Linked DNA regions of Homo sapiens: region 1 is linked to region 2. A link is a loop called in an ENCODE intact Hi-C map of the cell type or tissue named here. Cell type or tissue: endothelial cell of umbilical vein. All regions are shown on one strand. Links, peaks and the distances in the headings refer to the core of each region. The heading gives the core; the rest is flanking DNA. Region 1 has its middle 170 kb from the start of FAM47A. Region 2 overlaps DMD (dystrophin).

Region 1 (9,676 bases), core at 820-8,819, 1.8 Mb before region 2:
AAACAAACAAAAATTATACAGTTCCACCTCCCAAATCATTAACACAAGCGTGCCCTTGAAACAAACTTCTCACATTCCAGTTTAGTTGTTCAAATCGCAGCTGTACCATGATTGTACTTTGAAACAAGTCTATTTTCTTCTTTATTTTCTCCTAATATTGCCTTTACATCCTTCCTTATTATTTTAGATTCCAATGCCTATTATTTCTGATTGTATTCTAAACTCCCTTGCTCTAGTGTCTTTTCATTGTATCCAAACATGGATAAACCCGAAACCACTGCTTTCACTTTTTTTGACCTCTACCTTTAAAAGGCTACCTGAGAAAATTACATAAAGGTTTAGATTGTTTCCTTTATAAATTCATGATCAGTGACATCAAAGATCCTTCAATATTGACCTTTAATTCTGCTTCGTTTATCAGGAACAGTCATTACATTCTTTACAATGTGTTTTTCTATCATTCCACACTATCTTTAACTGTCTATATTCCCACCATTTGCTGTACTATCAGGAGATAATCTCTTCTAATTCACAGAAAAGAAAATAAAAGACATTAGAGAGGAAATTTTCTGTTAGTGAACATAATGCATTTACCAGCTCTGCTCCCATCTTTATCCCCTTTGGTCATTTAATAGAACAAAAGCCCTGTTTATACTAAAGGCAATTTCTTCAATCCTGCTTTGGATTACATCTACTTCTACCTTCTCAGAATCCTTATATTATTTAATATATTTTTCTCACCCTTCCATTAGCATTAAAACATCTTCCAAATTAGGGAAAAAACGGTTAAAAAGAAGAATAAAACAAAGAAGAAATGCAAAATCAAACTCACCATTTTTCCACACATCCTCTGCTTTGATTATCTTTCCCCTCTCCTCTTTTTCAAAACCATAATTTTTCAATTCCTAAGAAATGTTTTTTTCTGTATTCAGTATCTTCACTTCATCACCTACTCATTCTTTAGTCTACTTCTAACAGAATCCAGCCTTTACCACTCCAATAAAAAACAGTTTATTACTAATTTCCAAGTTCATAGAAGCAATGGGTAGATATTATCTTCTTTTTTTTTTTTTTTTTTTTTTTTTTTTTTCCTGAGATGGAGTCTTGCTCTGTTGCCAGGCTGGAGTACAGTGGCGCAATCTCGGCTCACTGCAACCTCCACCTCCCGGGTTCAAGCAATTCTCCTGCTTCAGCCTCCCGAGTAGCTGGGACTACAGGCACGTGCCACCACGCCCAGCTTAATTTTTTGTATTTTTGGTAGAGACAGGGTTTTACCATGTTGGCAAGGATGGTCTCGATCTCCTATTCTTGTTGGCTTGGGCCTTGGGGCTCTATGTCCTCAATAAACTAAAAGATACAATCTTATAGTTACTTGATCTGTAAGTAGAATTTGCTTCCCTCTTTTAAGTTTAATTTTCCTTGGGCTAAGACTCTCCTGGTTTTCGCTTATCTCTGTGGTTGCTCAATCTCCATCTCTTTTGCAGATACATCTTCTTTCCAAACATTAAGTGTTGAAATTTTTCAAAATTCAATTCTAGACTATTATATTCTCTCACTTTAGTAGCATAAAATATGTGGGTTTCTATAAAATTATCAAGATATTTTATGGAAATATAAATTCTTTCCACAGCTTTAATTTCCACCCCCATGAAAATTGGACATACATGTACAATAAGTCCTCTTTTAACATTGTGGATAGATTTTTGAAAACTCTGACTTTAAGCAAAACTATGCATAATGAAACCAATTTTTCCATAGGCTAGTAGATATAAATAAGAGATAAGTTCTAATGGACTATTTTTGGTAACAAAACCATCACCAAACTTATAAATAAAAAACAAAAACACTTCTAATATTAAACATTGAAATAAATGTGAGCTACACATACATTTAAGTTAAATTGATAAAATCAAGTAAGATAGTTAGTGATCCACTTTTTTTTTTTTTTTTTTTTTGGTGAATCAGTGAATGATGGCAGTCACAGCAGTGATGGGTTAAATTATGAAATAAATGTTTGCAAAGTGAAAATTTTCAGGAGTACCCCCTTGTACCATAAAGTTCAAAAACAAATAATAGGAAATATAGCATGCTCCCTGAGCACTTTTGGCATGATAATAAATGTGCATTTGTAGGATTGTCATGTACTTAACAAATTTTTACTTGACAATAATTTGTACTCATTCATTCATTCATTCATTCATTTTCCATCCTGCTTATTTCATTTCAGAATGGTGGGTGATGGGAACCTATCCCAGCATCTCAGGGTTCCAGGCAAAAACCAGCCCTGGCAGGGAAGCCATCCAATCGTAGGTCACACTCACTCACACACTCATACTCACTCAAACTGGAACCATGTAGACATGCCAATTCAGCTAATGTGCACAGCTTTGGGATGTGGGAAGCAACCAGAGTATGAGGCCAAAACCCACACAGACATGGGGAAAATGTGCAAACTCCACGTAGACTGTGGCCTCAGGTGGGAGTTAATTTTTTTTTCTCATCAACTTTATGACTAAATGATGTTAAATTAAACTTCGTTATTTGAGGACCTGCTGTATCCAAGACCTCAGTTTTAAATTCTGTATATCCAGTACCTATTTAACATCTCAACCTGTTTATTTTAAATAAACATAAAACTCAACATATGCATGCTCTCCCGCAACCTCTAATCTGTCCTGCTCCATCTTTGTTTGTCTTAGTGTATGGTGGCACCATTCATTCAGTTATATAAACCAGAAGTCTAGCCATTAACTTTGACTTCACCCTCTCTCATCATCCACTATATCCTATCAATTGCCAATCCTATCCAATTTACCTCTTAGATACTTCTTTATTCACTCTTATCTGTCATTCTAATTGGTAAATTAATGCATGAATCTAAATTTCCCCACTTGCTCTGCATGGTGCCTATAATTTTTGTGGCTGAAAGATTTATAAAAAATATTTGTGTTTGTCTTTCCTGTATTTTTCCCTTCTCTTCCTCCATTCTCCCCTCTCCATTTCCAGCATGGATTCAAGACTCCCTAAAAGTCTGTGCCTTAAGAAATGTTCTGCTGGAACATGTGTTGAGGTGTCAAGAAAGTGGCTAAAAGGCAATTGGAGGGCCAAAGATCATAGAATACAACACGCAGTGCTTGACACCACCTTTCTGCTGGATAGGGCCCTGGGGCTGTGTCCAGTTGTTACAAGGAAATAACTGAGGAGTGATATAAGGAAGCCATGTAGTAAGCATTATGTATTTGTCTTGTTAAATATTTCAGGGTCGGCTAGGCGCGGTGGCTCACGCCTGTAATCCCAGCACTTTGGGAGGCTGAGGCGGGCGGATCACGAGGTCAAGAGATCGAGACCATCCTGGCTAACACGGTGAAACCCCATCTCTATTAAAAATACAAAAAAAAAGAGCCGGGCATGGTGGCGAGCACCTGTAGTCCCAGCTACTCGGGAGGCTGAGGCAGGAGAATGGCATGAACCCGGGAGGTGGAGTTTGCAGTGAGCCGAGATCGTGCCACTGCACTCCAGCCTGGGTGACAGAGCCAGACTCCGTCTCAAAAAATAAATAAATAAATAAATAAATAAATAAAATTTAAAAATTAAAAAAATAAATATTTCAGGGTCTCAAACACTGCACTAAAACATTTAGCAATGGAATATAAAGTCACAGTGAGAAACAGTGTGAAATGGTCTCAGGAGACTGGAGAGACCTCCATAACAAATTCATGTTACAGGACTTTTATACAACTCTGGTTGTATGATGTACTCCAAATAGTGACTGAGGCTGACTTCTCCATCTGCTCATTTGTTTAAAAGCTGACATTCATTTAATCAAATAAAGAATCACTAGGTTTAAAGTTGCAACTCATAACTGCTTACTTTGTGAAAAATAGTTATAGCTAAGTCATGGCAGCTGTCATAAATATATGGAAAACACTTTGCCTGTATATTTTTCACTAACTGGAATAATACTCTTTCAACAAAAAAACTGAAAAGAACGAACTAGGGAACAAAACATTTTTATCCTTCAAGACATTCTGTTTAGAAAGATCTTTGTAAGCTGTCATCTTTTGTCTCTGGTAGAAAGGAAAATACAAATAATCTGGAAATATAGAGATGGGTTTCTGTACCTAAAACCACAGATTTTGTTTCCAATAAAGTGAAAAATATTATATCATATAGTTTATTTTTTATTATATAGAGCTAATTGCCCTTGTGTTCTTAGTGGGGAAGAAAAAAAGAACCCCAGTATAGATAGATTTTCCATGATGAAAAGGGAATCATGACCATCTGTATTTCCAAAGGGAAAGTGAAATTCCAAATATTCTGTGCCATAAAATGTTAAATTGAACATTTTAAAATAGTCTCTCAATATTTTGGACCCAATGCTTTGAAACTTTAAAATTAAGTATGATATATACATAATTTCCACACCTTTAAAATGAGTTGTTAAATTGTTAAGACCTTTCTTCAAAATTAAGACTTGCTAGTCAATCCTAAAAATAGCCTCCAGAGGGCGACCAAGTTGCATCATGGCAAACAAGCACATCAAACTGTAGCACTGCCTCCAACAACAGCATGGATTTAGTTAACATATGAAAAGCCAATAATAATGGTTAATCCTTGAAAAAAAAATATACTTTCACCTGAAGTGTGAATAGCTCTGCAAAAATTGAGTGTTTGTGAGGAAACCACCTGTAATTTGATGCATTAGCAGAGCAAAGGCCTTTGATCAGAAAAACTTGTCATCATTTCATGCAAGTTCCAATCAATTTCTCTGCTCATTGAAGTCTACTTATCCCAAGCACCTTGTTGTAGCAAACAGAGTATAGATCTTGAAGTTCGGTAGACTTAGATTCAAAGGCAGCTCTGCAATTGGTTGTTACCTTGTAAACAAAGTTTAATCTGAAGATAGGGTAGATAATATCTTCTTCATGCTTCATGGTTGTTTGAGAATTACATGAGATAAATATATGAAAACATTGACCCACAATGTGGGCAAACATCACCTCATTCTTGTTTATTTCGTCCCTATCTTTTTTTTTTTCTCCTTTACCTAGAGAAAGATAAAAATAGGATCAAATTATGTTATTCACTTCAAGGTTTTAGTGATACATATTACTTTCCCATTATTTGTCTTCAAAATATGTTTTTAAAAACCACATGGAAACAAAGTAGTGGTTACATTTAAATAATTAATATTTCTCCATTCTCTCAGACAGAAATACATCTAATAAATGTTGTTGGAGGTTTGCTAGTCCTCGACTGGTTAATGACTATTATCAATCTAGTAATTCGAATTGGTCATCCATTCAATTGGCTTTCCCCTTATACCAATGGGTTATTATTTCCACTTATTTCATTTATATTAAAGCCACATCCCTCTGAGAAAAATAGTTGAGTTTACCTTGTATTTGCCCTTTCTTATTCTTCCTGACCTATATCTAACCAGCAGACAATTTCTGTTGATTATTTTTACACATTTTCTCTGCTACACCTTTAGATTATGACCTTATATGACCTTCTACTGGTCTCCTTAATTTTATTCACTGATCAAGATGTCCTTAATGTTCTCCTCAGCTTGACTAAATTTTAGACAGGTTTCTTCTTGACTGTAGGTCCCTGACCTTTCTTTTCTTAAGGCATTTACTTTAGAAAAAGTACAATTGTAAATTCTTTGCCCCTCTGAGATATAAATCCCCCAGCGTCTTCTGACTTTTATAACCCAGGAATGTCTTTCTCAAGGACCTGGAAGCCATCCCTTTGAAATGTAAACATCAAGAAAGATAGCACCCCTATTTTCAGTCTCTGTGGGAGGGTAGGAGCCTAACTTAGATAAGCATCAATTAGCACACACAGATGGCCTAATCACATTGACCAACTTCCTCCCTGAGGTCCTCCAGTTCTTTTCCACTAGCTATCTTTGGCACTTAACATCTCTCCCATTTTTCTACATCAGCAGAGTTGAGTGCAATCTCTCTTCCTTTTGTAATCATCTTGACTCCTGTTGCAATATTCTTCCTTGCCCGTTTACTCAATTTGGTGCAGTTTTTCTTTGACATCATTCCTTCACCAAACCCATACTGCTGAATTTCAGATTACTCTTTCCAAACTTTGAATCACTCTGTATTTCCTGTTGCATAAACCCCACCATTCAAACTCATCCACCATCTTGTACCTTCAAAACTCATTCTCAGAATTCCACTTCCTGAGTTCCCTACTCCAATAAAACTAGTCCATTAGCTTTGTAAATGTGGCTACTATTTCCTCACTTTGAAATCTTTGCTTGTGTCCTTTCTATTAAATATATTTTGAAATTTTATTTTATTGTACCTGCTCATAGATAAAAATAAAATAGAAATCACATCAAGTCTCTACAAATGGGAGTTTGATAGTGGAAATTAGTAGCACCAGTGATGAAATTGCTGAGAAGTAAAGAAGGGCTAGCAGGATAATGGAGGGATTAGCAAGAACAGGAATCTACTTCAATCAACTCCTATACTGGACAGTTAAGGAGAAGATTGTGAGGGAGCCCAGGGCCAGATAACCTGGTCAATACTGGACCATACGTGTTTTGTCTCACACATAGTAGAGCCAGGGAGGTTACACAGTGGCTGCTGGAAGAGGTAACCAAAGTAGAGAGACAATGGAGAGAAATCTCTTAGCTTCTTTCTAACCCGTCATATCCCATCAGTGTCTCTATTTGGCTGAATCTGGTAAAAAGTAAGCTGCATGTATGGGTCTGCTATCATGTGACACAAAATAGAGACAAGAAAGAACAATGAATGAATCTAAGACAAACAGACTGGAACCAGTACATTTGCTTGAATGTTGTACAATAGCCTATTTTCAAACTATGGTCTTTTTATTTATATTCCCTATATTCTTGACCAATTGTTTTATTCCCCTAAGTTCAAATTTCCTCATCTTTGAAAATAGCATAATGATAGTTCCTAGCTCATCGGGTTGTTTTGAATATTAAATGAAATAAGACAGATAAAGGGTTAACATTGAAATTATTATATAGGACATGCTCCAAAAATGAACTTCATCATGATTGCTTTGTTGTTATTATTATTAAAATTGCTGTTGTTATTGCTATTTTAATCACCTCTTCAATTTTCTGCCAAGTAGAATTTTATTTCAGTGTCCAGTTTAAATGCTGTCTGCTCCTTTTAACTTCTACAATCATTTTCTCCAAAAAGGATTTGTTCCTACTCTAAATTCCTATACTATACATTATGTGCTTCATTTATTTGACATTCATCTGTGGGTTTATTTGACTATACGCTTTCCATTATAACCAAACTTTAAAATTCTAGAGCATAAGGACTATTGTTTATGTATTTGTGTATCTCCCATAGGATTTAGTACAGTGCACTATCCAGAAAAAGCAATTATTGGAAATGTGTTGAGTGAAAAACTTAATCACTAAGTTTACTGTAACTCTACTGACATATGGACAAAGCTCATAACTATTTGGGCAATGCTGTGAAATTCTAGGCTTTATAATTTTTAGAATTTATTTACTTTCATATGGGATTTTGTTTTAAAAGATACTGTAAAAATAACTTGAAAAAAATTTAGCTTAAAGAGATTAATAAATGGTTTGCCATTTGTTGCATTTTTATACTTATTTAGAACTGCCTCTAGAACTCCCAGTATGTCAGCATGTGTAGCTACAGAGCTTGTTAGCAGAATACAGACACCTGCTATTTCTGGTACTTATAACATGAAAAAATATGATTATATTAATAACGCCGTGCATTTTATAGTGCCCTATCATTATTTCAGAGAGTTCAAACTTTCTCATGTAGTCATATAAAGTAGCAAGGGAATTCACATTATATATGCAATCCCAAAGGGCATTTTTGATCACTTTGAATTTTACCAACCATATTACTCAGGGTGGATTAATAAAAACATGTATAGGGGCATGGCCCTGAGATTGGCTTCGAGTAAGACAGAGACAAGGACATGCAGAGATGAAGATGAGCTTCACAAATGAAGAAACAAGGAATCTGGAATAGAGTTGTCTGAGGAGTAAAAATCAGCATAGAGAAGAGAAAAACTGCAATAGAGGAAAGGGAGACTGGAGTGAGAGTGGTATGAAGGCTCGTTTCACGTTCTTTCTCGCATCCATTTTCCTCTTCCTTTGGCTATTTCTCTCAGCTACTTTTTAAACCACATATCCCTAAGGGTGATCTTCAGTTGGGAATAGAAAAGGGTGGCTGCGTAATACAAATGTGCTATCATTCACTTCTGTCCTTAGTTACAACACTCTCACCCTCTCTGCACCTCCACTCATCAAACCAAAATGAAACAAGACTGGCAGTGGCGAAGGCAGGCCGAGCCTTGCCGGTGAGTTCTGAGGAGGAGGATCCCAGTGGGATGCGGAGTGAAGAGGGGGCTGTAAATGCCAGAGTGATTGGAAAATGTCAGTTCCTGTGGCTGCACCAAACTGGAGTGTCACCAGCATTACAACAAAACAAAATACAAAAATATATTGCCAGGGAGACTGTATGTCGGAGTTAGCTTTACTTCTTAACACCTTTATTAGTCTTCTGGAAGTTTTCCTGATGCAGTGAAAATACATTAAAATTGGGAACCACAGGTACATAATGATTGCAGCAGCTTAATTCAGTAGCATTGTTTCAGCCTTCACTCTTAGGCTTTACCATTTAATTTCTAGAAATGTGTTGAATTGCTTTTGCCATTTCTTAGATTTTTAAATTGAATATAGTGTAAGTTGGGACCTAGTCAAGCTCGTATTCCTGTCTCTAAAATCCAGTCATTTAATTCTAATTTTAGCTAGGCACCTTGTCCTTATTTCTCCAGGCAAATCAAGAAATCTCAATGTAATTTATTTTGAAATAATAAAAATAGGTGTTTATTATGGATAATAAACAGACAGGAAATTGTATGTGTATAATTATATATGCATATATGTGTGTGTGTGTGCGTGTGTGTGTGTGTGTGTGTGTGTGTGTGTGTGTGTATATATATATATATATATATATATATATAAATTCTTGTTTCTTACAACCCACCCATATAAAACCATTGTACAGTGAATCAGGCCAAAAGGAAATCAATATTCTAGTGATCTTCTAGAGAATACAGGGGAACCAAGCTGTAATAATATTTCCTTCCCACTATTCATATCTTGGGTCTATGGTGTAAAGCTAAAACAATAATAAACTACTTTTGCCAAAGCCACATACAGTAGATGAAAAATGACTTCTGTTAAAAAGATTCACTATACTCAGTGCAATTTGAACAGATGGCAAAGATCAAGTTTACCAACCCTCCTTTCCTCTGACTGATTTCTCCTGCTTCATCCCTGTTAAAGGCATGAATCTTCTGTTATATTCCAGTAGTACTAAGTAATTTAAAAGTTTAGATGGCAGAGAGAGCCACTTTATTTCAGGCAGTGAAACATTTCTTTAACTGAATTTCAAAATTCACAAGAGTTATGTATTAGTCTGTTCTCATGGCTGCTATAAAGAAATACCTGAGACTGGGTAATTTATAAAGGAAAGAGGTTTAATTGACTCACAGTTCTACAGGGCTGGGGAGGCCTCAGGAAACTTACAATCATGGCAGAAGGGGAAGAAAACACATTCTTCTTCACATGGTAGCAGCAAGGAGAAGTGCTGAGTAAAAAGAGAAAAGCCCTTTATGA
Region 2 (9,676 bases), core at 1,141-9,140:
GATTCTGGATATTAGCCCTTTGTCAGATGAGTAGGTTGCAAAAATTTTCTCCCATTTTGTAGGTTGCCTGTTCACTCTGATGGTAGTTTCTTTTGCTGTGCAGAAGCTCTTTAGTTTAATTAGATCCCATTTGTCAATTTGTCTTTTGTTGCCATTGCTTTTGGTGTTTTGGACATGAAGTCCTTGCCCATGCCTATGCCCTGAATGGTATTGCCTAGGTTTTCTTCTAGGGTTTTTATGGTTTTAGGTCTAACGTTTAAATCTTTAATCCATCTTGAATTGATTTTTGTATAAGTTGTAAGGAAGGGATCCAGTTTCAGCTTTCTACATATGGCTAGCCAGTTTTCCCAGCACCATTTATTAAATAGGGAATCCTTTCCCCATTGCTTGTTTTTGTCAGGTTTGTCAAAGATCAGATAGTTGTAGGTATGCGGCGTTATTTCTGAGGGCTCTGTTCTGTTCCATTGATCTATATCTCTGTTTTGGTACCAGTACCATGCTGTTTTGGTTACTGTAGCCTTGTAGTATAGTTTGAAGTCAGGTAGTGTGATGCCTCCAGCTTTGTCCTGTTGGCTTAGGATTGACTTGGCGATGCGGGCTCTTTTTTGGTTCCATATGAACTTTAAAGTAGTTTTTTCCAATTCTGTGAAGAAAGTCATTGTCCAAAAGAAATACAGTGCTAGCCACAAATTCAAGCCACATATGTAATTTAAAATGGTCTAGAAACTATATTAGGAAAGGAAAAAGAAACGGTAATTGAATTTCAATAGTACATTTTATTTAACCTGATTCATCAAAAATATTATTTGAAAGTGTAATCAGTATTTAAAAACTTTGAGATTATGTTCTTAGCTTTTCTTAATCTTCAGAATTAAACATATTTTGGTAATTTCATGCATCTAAATTTGGACCAGCCACATTTCAGGTGCCCAGTTGCCACATGAGCTAGTGACAGTACAGCAGTGTTCATGTGATTTTATCATACAAACCAGGGTACTACTGAGAGTGAAACAGGGTGCTACTAATAATTATGCCAGGACAACAAGAGGAAACCTGGACAGCCACCGTAATTTAAAAAGTGGCAATTGGCTGGGCGCGGTGGCTCACACCTGTAATCCCAGCACTTTGGGAGGCCAAGGTGGGTGGATCATGAGGTCAGCAGTTTGAGACCAGCCTGGCCAACAGTGAAACTCCATCTCTACTAAAAATAAAAAAAATTTGCTGGACACGGTAGCGGGCACCTGTAATCCCAGCTACTCAGGAGGCTGAGGCAGAAGAATCGCTTGAACCTGGAATGTGAAGGTTGCATTTGGCCAAGATCGCGTCATTGCACTCCAGCCTGGGCAACAAGAGCGAGACTCTGTCCCAAAAAAAAAAAAAAAAAAAAAAAAAAGCAGTGGTTGCCTGTTTGGTCAGGAGAAGTAATGAGACCATACAAAACATAGAAGATTATAGATATATTTTTATATTTGGGTGTGTACATACATATGTATAAGTATTATATAGATTTTATATGTGTGTATATAATCTATATAATTGTATCAAAATATATTTATAATTATAGTATACACATATACATATATGTAGGTATATATGTAATTTATATTTTGCAGAAATGAAAGAGAAAATATTGTTCATTGAGTGAGCTTAAAATTTGAAGCAAGCGCACATCATTTTGATATAAGAGGGGTGCAGCCAAACACCTATATTTGATTTATGGAAAGGATTTAAGGTCATGCATAGTATTTTTCCACTGTACGCATTCATACCCATTAATGCTCTAAATTATGTCATCTTGAAATTTAAATATCATTATATAGGATGATACATATTGAACAAAGAGCCAAGGTATCCTTAAATGTATGGCTGGTGATAGAGGCTTGTCTATACTGTCATGGATGTTTCTTATCAGATATTTGTGAAGGGTATTAAGCTAAACTTGCCTTACTGCTTTTTAATACCTTCTTTTGCAAAATGTAATGTATGCAAAGTAAACGTGTTACTTACTTTCCATACTCTATGGCACAGGATGAAGTCAACCGGCTATCAGATCTTCAACCTCAAATTGAACGATTAAAAATTCAAAGCATAGCCCTGAAAGAGAAAGGACAAGGACCCATGTTCCTGGATGCAGACTTTGTGGCCTTTACAAATCATTTTAAGCAAGTCTTTTCTGATGTGCAGGCCAGAGAGAAAGAGCTACAGACAAGTAAGTAAAAAGCCTAAAATGGCTAACTTGACATTTTCCAAAATGGTTATTTGTGGGGAAATCCAGAAGGTACTAACATGAAACAATAATTTCTGTAAATGGAACCATTCTCCCTACAACCTGTATTAACAAGGAACGAAATACTGGTGTAACAGATAAGCTGTCTGTAGATTTTTTTGTCCTCATAATAATTTTGTGACTTTGAGAAACAAAACATGTTTTGTATGGGAATAGCTTCTCCTTGGGGGATTGTAGATTTCAAAATCAGATGTTTTGAATATAGAAGAAAATAAAAGAGCAGTTGAGGTCATATGAATACACTTCAATTAAGTCTGGCTCGCTGTATATACAAGGATATTTGCTAGGCATCTTCTAATATTTCTGTCAATTTATCTGAAGAGTATTATAGCTTTAGCATACATGTGGCAACTGAAACTCAGCAAAGGACAAATTATTCTTTGGGCTACATTTTACTACTGGATCACTATAATTACATAAATCCTATTTTTTCCTTTGATGATAAAAGATAAAAGTGGAGCAATTATGCAAATTCATGCCATGCGACTAGCAAATTTTTCAAGATGTTTCTTTTGTCTCTTCCTGAATTGCTTTAATAAGATGATGTTAATACATAGTATCTGCTCCAAAATATCTCTACTCATCAACTTAGTTTTAAGACAAAAATTCTTTTCAGAGACAGATGAATGACCACCTTTAAGAAATAGTAAATGGGGTTTTGATTCACTATATACATGCATATATGTGTTCATGTGCACACAAAAGGAATTATTGAGTAAAATCGGGTTTGAAGGCATTAAGATAAAAGTATTTTTCTGAAAAAATCTCTGTCCCAAATTTGTCATGAGAAGCACAGGAACATGTGTTTGTTTACTACTAAAACTTAAATTAGTTGGAAAATATATTATCCTATTGCTTTTCTTTGTAAATATTTAAAGAATTCACCATATAATATCATTTCCAGAATTAATGTAGTGATACACAACGCTTTTCTCATTTCCCAGCTTTTCATTTTTTACAAAAATGAAATGAGCTAAATAAAGCAAAGGATAAATACTTTTTTTTTTTTTTTTTTTTTTTGTACTTCAGAGTCGTTTTTGCTAAGGGGTTTATTTTCCTGTACAGGTAGTAAAACTTTATAAATAGTATCAGCTCCCTCTAGTGGATTTCAGTATACTTGTTACTGTGCCTCTGCAAAATCAATTTGGGAAAATATTTTAAATGTCCTAGATTTTCAAATATTGACATATTTAACAATAATGTATTTTCACTTGTCATTACATACATAACTCCCCCTTAAAGTTAAATACATTTAGTGGCTATGCAGCAATTGTTGTGCAAAGGAGCCATTTCACTGGAAATTTACTTTAATCTGTATATACCTCTTAATCATATTAAAGTTCAACTTTTTATCATTTACTTTAAAGATGTTCAGAATAGCAATGTTTGATAACTGAGATTTGTCTATGATGTTACAATATAAATACGTAATAATATATAGTCTCTATTCATACAGCTCTCCATCCATCCATCCATCCCTATCATCTTTCTTCTCTTTTTTAAATTTCATACCTACAAACGATGATTGTTTATAAAACTTCCTAACTTTTTCACTGCTATTATATGTAAACAAATTGTCCCCACTTCCACTGTAGCTACACATCTTTAATTTTACTATTCACCCTTTTGGAATGCTTGTCTAGATTAATAAATAACCCTTTAATTAAATATGGTGTATATATATATATATATATGGAATGAAAAATGTAGCATATGAAATTACATAGCAGTTGATTTTGTTAATTTGAAATTAATTCAAATAATTGCACATGTGTATGCATTATATCCGAACTGGCACCAGGGAGTAAATCTCATTTCTTGTATTCCTCCACAGTACTTTGGACGTATTAAGTATGCAGGAAATAAGAGCTAACAGAAGTGCCTAGGCATCCATACTGACTTTTATTTCCTCTTTACTTTTTTAAACTTGCTTTTTCACACAAAAACCTGGCTTTTAAAATATACTATCAGTGTTGGAAAATGGCATAAGGAATTGGTAGTTGTTACCTGACATAAGTGATAGAAGAAAATAATATAAAAAGATAAAATTCTATTTTCAAAGCACTTTTTACTCTATGCATAACTAATTTATACATCATTTTACCTAACCCTCAGAGAGAAACACATTGAGTATTTGTTATTACAACTATATCACAAGTAAGCTAATGGGGTTTGAATAACTAAAAGCATGGATATGGGATGCTGTAAGAACTAGATCGTATACACGAATGTCCATAACAACATTATTCATAATAGCCAAAACGTAGAAGAAACCCACATGTCCATCCAGTGATGACTATATGAAGAAAATGGGCACATCCATACAAGGCAGTGTTACTGAGCAATAAAAAGGGAGAAAGTACTGATACATGCTACAGCATGGAGTACCCTTGAAGACATTATGCTGAGTGAAAGAAGCCAGTCACAAAAGATCATATGTTATATGAGTCTCTTGATATAAAATGGCCACAATAGGCAAATCTGTACAGGCAGAAATAAGATTAGTGGTTGCCTAGGTCTGGGAGGATGAGGGGGTGGAATTGTTTCCCATGACAGTTGATAAAATACTTTTCTAGAGACTGAAAACCAGTAAACTCATGTTATATGCTAGATGAATATAGAAACACAGCATCTAGTCTGTTGTAGATAATTGTTTCAACAAAGAAAAAAATGAAACCTTATTTCTTAATGTAAAGAAGGAAAAAGATTGGTCATATAATTTGAGTTTATTTCATTAACAATTTGGAAATCATGTTAAAATAATTATTAGGGATTTTATTGGTTTGGTTTAGTTTTGCAAAAATGGAGAAAGTGACATTATTAGTTATGACAAAGCCAGTGTTTTGACTGTTCTAAAGTTTCAAAATGATTCTCTTCTGTTCTACACCATTAGATTGCTTTCAGAACAGAGTCTTGCTCACTTTTTCACTAATAAATTCAAGAAATATTTTTGAACACCTGGTATATGCCGTAAAAGTGCTGGGCACTAGGTAATATACATGGTGGAGAAAATCAAGAGCAATATGTCTTCATGGAGCTTATTGAAAGAAAGATAATAAAATTGAATATCTGAATATTATTGCAGATTATAATTACTTTGGCGTCTGAAACCGTGATTCTGGGGAGATGATGTTAGAACCAAACCTGGAGAATGTGCAGGTGCCAGCTATATGATAAGTTGGAGAAAGGACATTAGGAGAAATGAAAAGAAACACAAATTGCCAAAGGTGAAGAATGAGGGCTTGGCATGTCCAGAAGACATAAGGGAGGCCAGAAAGGCTGGAATGTAACAAATCAATGAAAGATTAGGACAAGATGAGGGTAGAATTGCTCTTATAGAACTTCTATAACAGGTTTGGATTTTAAGAGCAGTAGACATTTCCGAAAGAATTTCAATTGAGGAAATTAAGTACCCTTAGTTGTATTTTTTCAAAACTCACCCTCTAGCTGGTATGTGAAGAAGAAATGCAATACAAGTCTGAGGAGAAGCAGGAAGACTTGTGGAAAGAATAGCCACACAGAGGAGAGTCCATTGAACCTTAAACTACAGTTGTGATAAGATAAAGAAAAATCATTTCAACCCTTGAAGAGGTGATGATCTGGGGAGGTGTAGCACAGAAGATATTCTTGCCAGAATTGAAAGAAAATAACTTTTACCTCTTACAGAGACAGTAGAAGAAAATTTTAAGGGTAGCCAGCAAGGATGCTCTCCATGGCCACAATTTCAAGCTCTATGGTTAGTCTCTACCCCTCCCTGTTAGGATGCTGAGACTGGGAATTAAAACAAAGTTTGATGTGAGGTAACTCTTCTAGCTGCAGTTCAGGAAATTGACCTAATTTACTTTATTAAAATTTTAAATTTTTTATTTTAAAATTTTATTTTTAATACATCTAGGCAAAGGAATGTTTTGTTCCAGTAGACACATAATCTGTTGCATTGCTCCTTCACTCCAGAAACTAGGTAAACTGTTTGTAAATGTTCCTTTTAAAAATTGTGTTATTTTTATCAATACCATCAAGAGCAAGCATAGCAGACATGTTTATTTAAGCAAGCTATGTGCTTATTGTGAGATAAAAGAATTGTTCCCTGACCTCAAGAATCATGGGAAAACTCGCTAAATGCCAAGTTAAAGCTATACATATATATATACACACGCTGTGTGTACATATACGTATATGTACACAAGTTGTGTGTGCATATACGTATGTACATATATACACATACTGTGTATGTACACACACAGACACATACTGTGTAAATACTCACGTAGGCAAATATTGTGTATATACACACGTAGACACATACTGTGTATATACACACGTAGACACATTCTGTGTATATAAACACGTAGACACATACTGTGTATGTACACACGTAGACACATACTGTGTATGTACACACATAGACACATACTGTGTATATACACATGTAGACATATACACACACACACACACACACACACACATTTATAAAATTTATGTGACAGGAACCTCATACTATTTTCCAAAATGGCTGTACTAATTTACATTCCCACCAACAATGTGTAAGTGTACTTTTCTCCACAGCCTCTCCAACATTTATCTTTCATCATTTTGAAAGTAGCCGTTCTAATTTTAACATGTGTAAGGTGACACATCATTGTGGTTTTCACATTTTTCTGATGTTTAGAGATGTTGAGCATTTTTTCACATATCTGTTGGCCATTGGTGCCTCTTATTGCGAGAAATGTCTGTTCATATCCCTTGCCCATTTTTAAATCAGGTTATTTGTTTTCTTGCTGTTGAGTTTTTTGAGGTTTCTATATATTTTGGATATTAACTCCTTACCAGATATTTGGTTTGCAAATATTTTCTCTTGATCTGTGAGCTGCCTCTTCACTCTGTTAATAGTTTCCTTTCCTGTGCAGGAGCTTTTTAGTTTGATGCAATCTAATTTGTCTATTTTTGCTTTTGTTGCCCATGCCATATCCATTTGAGCATTATTCATAACAGCCAAGATACGGAAACAACCTAAATGTCTATTACAGGACGAATGGATAAAGAAAATGTGATATATATAGTGATATATGCATAGTGGTAGATATATATAGTGATTTATATATACTGATATATAGAGATATATATACTGATATATATAGTGACATATATATATAGTGATAAATATATTCCAGTGTCTATATATGATATATATATGCAATGGAATACTATACAGTCTTTAAAAGGAAGGAATTTCTGTCATTTGCCACCATGTAGATAGAACTGGCGGACATTAGGCTAGCTGAAATGAGCCAGGCAAAGAAAGACAAATACTGTATGATCTCACTTATATGAGAAATCCAAAAAAAAGTCAAATTATAGAAACAGAAAATAGAAAGGTAGTTACCAGAGACTGGGGGGAAGAGGAAGGTTGGGAAAGGGAAGGTGTTGATCAAATGATAGAAAGTTTCAGTTAGACTGGAGGAATAAATTGTAGCGATCTCTAGTACTGCGTGGTGGACACAGTTAATAAAAATCTATGTTTCAAAATTGGTAAAAGAATAGATTTTAATATCCGCATCACAAAAAAAGATAAGTTGGTGAGGTGATTAATATGTTAATTAACCTGAGTGAATATTTTACAATGCATACATAGATCAAAACATCACATGATACCCCATAAATACACATAATTATTATTTGTTAGTTAAATATGAAATAGTTTAACATGATATTTTGAAAATAGGATTGCTAAGTGGATAGAGCTGCTTTTAGAAAAAGGGAAAATTCAGCAAAAGAAAAAAACTCTTAAATTCTAATAAATATTTCTGTAGTGTGGTAGTTTATACTTACACAAAGTTGGTCAGAAAAATGAGACTTACCTGGAAAATAAATCAGTTGTCCAGGAGGTGAATAATAGAGCAGTATTTATGAAAATGACCCCAATTTCAGTTGGTTCATTGGAGTTTTATGACTTATAAAACAAATTCTATGGTGATCTTAGATAAAATTCCTATAAACCCATCTATTTCACTCATGTCAGACCACACCAAGTGCCCTTTGTGAGAATGGAGCCTGAGCAGCAGCGACTTTCAGCAGAGCAAGTTGCATAAGCAAAAAGGCGTGAAGTAATTAAAAGGCATATTTTGACTGGAGGATAGAATATTGATTTTGATAGGAAATTGGGCTAAAATGTTGATTGAATTCCCAATCACAAAGATCCTTGTATTTCAAACTAAGGAAACAACTTATATATTGACATTAGAAATTCAAGTTATACTCAGACTTCCTTGCACTTGTAATTATCTGAAGGACCATTCCTAGTATGTTAATCATCATATATCATGCATGGGTCCTGTTGTATTTCTTGACACCTTTGTCAGTGTTCACATTTTAGAGAAATGCTTACTTTTGTCATGGTCTATGTTATTTAATAAAGTTTGGAGCCTTTGCTGATTGCATTATCTCCTTGACTTTAGATTGATCATGGGGAATGAGGAAAAAGGTGGGATCTGGTTGGCATGGAATTAAAGGCTCAAGTTGAGCATTTTGCCGAAGTAGGTATATGTCATTAGTTCAGCTTCTTCACACATGTGCAGTGCATTTTTTTCCCCACAGGTAATAATGGGGAATTCAAATTGGACTCGATTTCATATTCACAACAGGACTTCTAATGTTTTTAAATGCTGTCAATATTAAGACTACTAACATATCATCTCTTTCTCCCCCTAAATGGATTACATGGGTGCCTTTTCCAGCTTCTATCTAAGCACTATCCAACAGAAAAATAATGTGAGCCATATATTTAATTTTAAATGTTCTAGAAACCACATTAACAGATCAACAGGTAAAAGTCATTTGAAAATATTGTTTCATCTTAGAATTAAAATTTTAAAATGTGGAAATAGCTTTACATTCTTTTTGTATGAACTGTCCAATATCTGGTGTGTCTTTATATATACAAAACATCTCAACTCAAACTGGCCACGTTTCAAGTGCTTAACGGACGGGTAGCCAGTTGCTACCTTATTGGTTGGCACAGTTACGTCTTCCTTCTCTCTATTGTACATTCTCTGATGCTTAAGTGCCTATTTTCTGAGTAGTTCTATTTTTCAAGAGGAGAGATTTTTTTTTTCAGTAAAGTGTTATATATAACCGATTGCTCTGGTATCTCTTTATCTCGATAGTTATGTCTCTCAGAATTTTCAATATACTTCTCTGTTTACTTTGCTTTCCAGTTAAAGTGGTTTGCCCTTGACATAGACTCATGTGTATTAGAAAATGTAGCATCTAATTTCATACTTAGCTCTTTTGTTATCACAAAAGAATCTTGCTTTGCCTCTCTTGGTCTGTCCTTTGCTCTCCTTTTTTCTCTCTTCTTTTCCCTTTAGCCCCTCCCTCTTTTAAGAGTTA

Evidence for each region. Peaks named below come from ENCODE experiments on the same cell type or tissue, not always from the same donor. Only the 100,000 strongest peaks of a DNase experiment are listed, where the experiment ranks them.
Region 1: a loop joins it to region 2, with 8 times the contacts of the local background. A loop is called at or near these places in 2 of 110 quality-filtered maps.

Annotation. Positions count from the first base shown.
Region 1 is chrX:34,295,913-34,305,588 of GRCh38, reverse strand. No RefSeq gene overlaps it. Among named protein-coding and RNA genes, the nearest start is that of FAM47A, 170 kb to the right of the region's middle. In endothelial cell of umbilical vein, for the core only: no CTCF peak of the experiment used is centred there; a DNase peak (open chromatin) is centred at 4,508.
Region 2 is chrX:32,477,452-32,487,127 of GRCh38, reverse strand. It overlaps DMD (dystrophin), which reads left to right. Exons shown (of 79, transcript NM_004006.3): 21 at 2,029-2,209. Among named protein-coding and RNA genes, the nearest start is that of MIR3915, 100 kb to the left of the region's middle. In endothelial cell of umbilical vein, for the core only: no CTCF peak of the experiment used is centred there; no DNase peak of the experiment used is centred there.